2 separate regions of the Homo sapiens genome follow, and region 2 is linked to region 1. A link is an interaction called in ENCODE POLR2A ChIA-PET data of the cell type or tissue named here. Cell type or tissue: Panc1. All regions are shown on one strand.

The links. Peaks named below come from ENCODE experiments on the same cell type or tissue, not always from the same donor. Only the 100,000 strongest peaks of a DNase experiment are listed, where the experiment ranks them.
Region 2: POLR2A ChIA-PET joins it to region 1 with 13 read pairs; 4 of 35 experiments call an interaction of 5 or more read pairs at or near these places.

What each region holds. Positions count from the first base shown.
Region 1 is chr17:30,531,878-30,534,377 of GRCh38, reverse strand. It overlaps the pseudogene ALOX12P1. Among named protein-coding and RNA genes, the nearest start is that of GOSR1, 56 kb to the right of the region's middle. In Panc1, no CTCF peak of the experiment used is centred here; no DNase peak of the experiment used is centred here.
Region 2 is chr17:30,645,455-30,647,954 of GRCh38, reverse strand. LOC105371723 (a long non-coding RNA gene) reads right to left here and starts at 911. Exons shown (of 4, transcript XR_001753096.2): 1 at 593-911. RefSeq lists a silencer at 1,810-2,104. In Panc1, no CTCF peak of the experiment used is centred here; no DNase peak of the experiment used is centred here.

The DNA.
Region 1 (2,500 bases):
TTAGCACAGTGCCTTGGGTACACAAGTCCTCAAATAGCAGCTGTTATCATTACCTCTATTATTTCCACCTTGAGTACAGCTGCCCTTTAAGAATCAGCCCCTTAACGTTTGATTTTTTATATACCTCCTCCATCATTCACATCCTTATAGCTTAAACTAGCCTCTGCTTATTTTCAAAGCTGTTCCTCCAATCTCTGATCATCTTACTCTTATTGTTTATATTGAAGTGGTGTTGAGTACGGTGGCTTCAGTCAGAATTCATGGAGCAAAGCCAAGCTATTCTCATCAAATCTTCCCTGGCCCCCAGTTAGATACTATTAGGTTTCCTCTTTCCTGCTTTTCTTTGACTCTTAAAAAAGGGGTCCCTGATTCTCGCATTCATTTTTTTATTCTTAACCTATTTGGGGCCAAACATGGTGGCTCACACCTATAATCCCAGTTCTTTGGGAGGCCAGGGCAGAGGATCACTTGAGGCCAGAAGTTCGAGACCAGCCTAGGCAACACAGCAAGCCTCTGTCCCTAATTAAAGTTAAAAATTAGCCAGGTACACAGGTGTAGTGGTGTATGTCTAGACTAAGCTACTCAGGAGACTGAGGCAGGAGGATCTCTTGAGCCCAGGAAGCTGAAGCTGCAGTGAGCTGTGATTGTGCCACTGCACTCCAGCCTACGTGACAGAGCAATACCCTGTCTCTAAAAAAACAAAAAAAGAACTATTTTGTTTTCATTTTCAACTGGTTCATATGCAGGATTTATGCCATTGGTATCTATCTAAGGTCTTTAATGCCGGACACACGGGACCGGCCCAAAGAATACTCTTGAGGCAAAGATATCAAAGCAGCTCACGTTGGCTTGAACCTGGAAAACTCCATGGAAAGATGGTGAATGTCATAGAAAACCCAAAGTCCAGATGAAGTGGGTAGATACCCAGGATAAGCAACTAATAACAACAACATGGAGTGAGTTGGCTGAAGGTAAAAAAAAGAATAAAAAATAATAACAACATACCCAAGGATAAACAACTAACAATAATAACATATTGCTACATAGTAATAGGAAAGACTCACCTATCGCTCCTATTTATCCTGAGTCACACTGCCTGTCCTGTCGTTTAATCCCTTAACAACCTCACAATGGAAATTCTGTTATCTCCATTCAGAGATGAGGACCCTGAAACACACACCTGTTAAGTACTGAGGACTCAGACTCCAACAGTCTGAGTCCAGAGCCTGCACAGGTCACTTTTATGATATTTGTGGGCTTAGCCCTCCTCTGTGTCTTGACAACAACTCAGCTGTTTGCCATAGGAGGAAGTGGTTATGCGAGGGAGATGAGTGAACAGAGGGCTGAACTAGTGAAGGGGGATTCTGAGATGTGAGAGTGGGCTTAACCTATTCAACCTGGGCACCAGGTGGTGAGGCAAAGGCAGCATGAACGCAATCAAGTCTAAGATTCCATAAAGTATATTAATGCCTACCTTATCTATGTTCTCTCAGACCCAGAGGGACCACAACTAGTAATAGCCAGATTTGGGGGTGGAGGTGGTGACCAGCAGCAGAAACACAATCCAGCTGTCCTGCCTGCCAGGCGCTCACTTGCATATCTTGCCAACTCTTCGAACTCCATGCATCTAAAACAGAACACCTCATCTTTGTCCCCGAAACTGCCTCCTTCTCCTGACTTTACTGTTTCTGACCACTGCTCTGGTTCATAAGCTTATATCATTTTGCTCCCTTTTTCTATATATAAAATGTCATAAAGATTTTGAAAACATGTTTAAGCAAGCACAAGTTTTACTTTGCTGCTTTCTGCCTCGCAATAGATAGTAGACTCACTGTTTTGTAAAATGTTAGTATTTCTAGGGAAGTACAACATGCCCCCCGTAGGCTCCTAGGTGTTGAGGAAGCTTACATCTCCATTCCATCTTGGACACAGGCATGCTGCAGCTACTCTTCCCCCATCACCACGTATTTGATTTTTCTCTTCCATCCTCCTGTCACTGCCATGCTAATGTCTTTATCTACCTCTCTCCTTAGTCAGGTATGAGAAACCCGCTGGGCTGCTCGCCTTGCCCTTTGGTCTTCTACCTAAAGACTCCCCACTTGTGGTGGAACATTCTCCATAGATACTATAGTGATTACAGCTATTTCTCTTCATCTCAAACTCTGTTTCTAGATTGTGGTAGTCTGTTTTGCATTGCTATGAGGGATTATCTGAGACGGGAAAATTTACTAAGAAAAGAGGTTTAAGTGGCTCATGGTTCTGCAGACTGTACAGGAAGCATGTTGGCATCGCTTAGCTTCTAGTGAGGCTTCAGGAAGCTTTCAATCATGGTGGAGGGTGAAGGGGGAGCAGAGCAGGCACGTCACATGGAGAGAGGGAGCAGGAGAGCAAGAGCAAGAGCAAGATCTCTTTTAAACAACCAGATCTCGTGTGAATTCAGAGTGAGAACTCACTCATTATCAGGAGGACAGCATGAAGCCATGACCCAAACACCTTCCAC
Region 2 (2,500 bases), 110 kb before region 1:
AGCTGGTCTTGAACTCCTGAGCTCAAGCAATCTGCCTGCCTAGGCCTCTCAAAGCAGTGGGATTACAGGCGTGAGCCACAACGCCCGGCCAGGATGTTTATTTTCTCATTATTTATTTATTGTAGAGATGGTGGTCTCCCTATGCTGCTTAGGCTGGTCTTCAGGTCCTGGGCGATCCTTCCGTCTTGGCCTCCCAAAGTGCTGGGATTACAGGCATGAGTCATGGCGCCCGGCCTTGTGTAGATCTTTAAAAGGTACCCCTTCCTTGCTGGGTGCCGTGGCTCATGCCTGTAATCCCACACTTTGGGAGGCTGAGGTGGGCAGCTCACCTGAGGTCAGGAGTTCGAGACCAGCCTGGCCAACATGGTGAAACCTCGTCTCTATTAAAAATACAAAAATTAGCTGGGCGTGGTGGTGGGCGCCTGTAATCTCAGCTACTCGGGAGGCTGAGGCAGGAGAATTGCTGGAACCTGGGAGGCAGAGGTTTCAGTGAGCTGAGATCGTGCCATTGCACTCCAGCCCAGGCAATAACAGTGAGACTCCATCTCAAAAAATAAAATAAATAAAATAAAATAAAATAAATAAAAGGTACCTCTTCCTCTGGGCAGATGCAATGTGTGGTGAGGGGAACAGATGATGTTAGCTTCTGCTCTAGCCTCTGTCTGGCATGCTTGTGCAGTGCGCAACTTGCACAACTGTTCTTGGCAGTACTGCTACTGTCCCCCATCTCTTGAGTAGCTCAGAAGGTGGGGGGCGCTGTGAAGACCAAGTAACCAGAGGCTGGACCTCTACACCCAGGTGTTTAGAGGGCCAAACCCCAACCTCTGTGCCCAGCTCACTGCTGGTGAAAAATCTGCCAAGGAACTGGACTGTTCTGGTGACACCCCAAAGACTCCCCTCCTGGTATCCCCAGCAGTGTCTCCCTTGCTCCTCCGGACTAGTGGTGCCCTCGCCTTCCCCAGCCCCCTCTGCACGTTTCCACCCAGCTAGGAGTCCCACACTTGCCTGCTTCTCCCAACCTTCTCTCTCTCTCTCTCTCCAGCACAGTGGCTATTTTTATTTTTCCTTCTTATTAAATTTCCAACTTCTGCAAACACCATGGCCTCTGCCTCGCCGCGCCCCCCAAATTCCCTTAGGGCGGATTTGATTCACTTGCGTTTTATTAACAGATTAAAAAAAAAACCCGCTGCTGCCACCACAATGTGACTTTCTCCGCTTTCCTGGAGGTTTAGGGAACCGAGGAGAACTGGGCTACAGGATCCCCTCCGGGTTTAAATTTGCCCTCCTCCCCACTCCCAGGGACCTTCCCATCACAGCCTGAGCGGCGAGGTCGGGAAGGGGCTGGGGAGTGAGGTTGGATCTCGTTCTGGGTTTAGGGGGGAATGGGATGGGTGTCAGGCCTGATGCGGTTCCCCCAGCCAGGGACTCGTCCCAAGGCGGAACTGGAAATTAAGAAAAAAAAAAAAAAAAAAAAAAAAAAAAAAAAAAGCAATCCGTTGGGAAGCCCCGCCCCCGCCTCGCCCCCCACCCCAGACCCTGGGTGCTAAACGCTTCGGGTGGGAGGGGCAGCCTCGGGGGTGGGGGCTTAGAGTTGGCGCCTCCCACACAGAGCTGGGGTCGCCCCTACCCTCTCTCTCTTAGGATGGCTGGCAGGGGGCCTTGGGAAGGTTTGCCACCTACCCAAGCCCGGCTCGCTCAGTTTTCTTTCCTTCTTAGGACATTCTGATTCCGGTGCTGACTCCCAGACCTGAGAGCAAATTGCTTCTTCATGCCCCGGGGTGTTTTCCTCCCCTCAAGTCTTTTTTTTTGTCAGTCGCCATGGCAACCAAGAACCCAGCTGCACTATACTTCCCTGGGATACAGGATGGGGGTAGGGGGTGATGGGGAAACTAACTGGGTCGTTTAGGCCAGGACCTTCCTACCCTCCTCTTTGCCCCCTCTCTTAGTCCTTCACCCCTTCCCCACACCACGTGGTCCAGCCTTGATTGACAAGAGGGCAGGTTGTGCCTGTCAGGGTTACCCATCTTGGTGGTTGGGCCACAGCTTCCTTCTGGGTCACTCTGTTCTGGGAAGGTCCTTCATTTGGCCCGAGGGCTAAGGCTCCAGCTGTCAGTGAAATCCCTTTCCCCTTCCTTTCCTCCACTCTTTAGTCCCTCAATCAGGGTGGGCTGGTACGGTTGGGCAGGTTGGACACTGCACAAGGGGACACTGAGTGTGTTCAAACTAAGCTCCCGATTTCCATTGCTCCCTTACTCCATAGCACACTACAGACTAAACTCTCCTCTGCCTTACTGACACCAACTCTCTGTTTGCTATCAGGAGAGCCAATGATTTCAATAAAATACTTCAGTCCTGGTCACACCCCAATGCAGAGCTGAAGAAAGGAAGTCCAGTCGGGAATTTGGGGCCTTGAACAACCCAAGCCACAGCTCCTGTGGGAGCTTAGAGAGAGAGCAAACCTGGGCAGAAAGAACTTCTACAGAGGGCCGGGCGCGGTGGC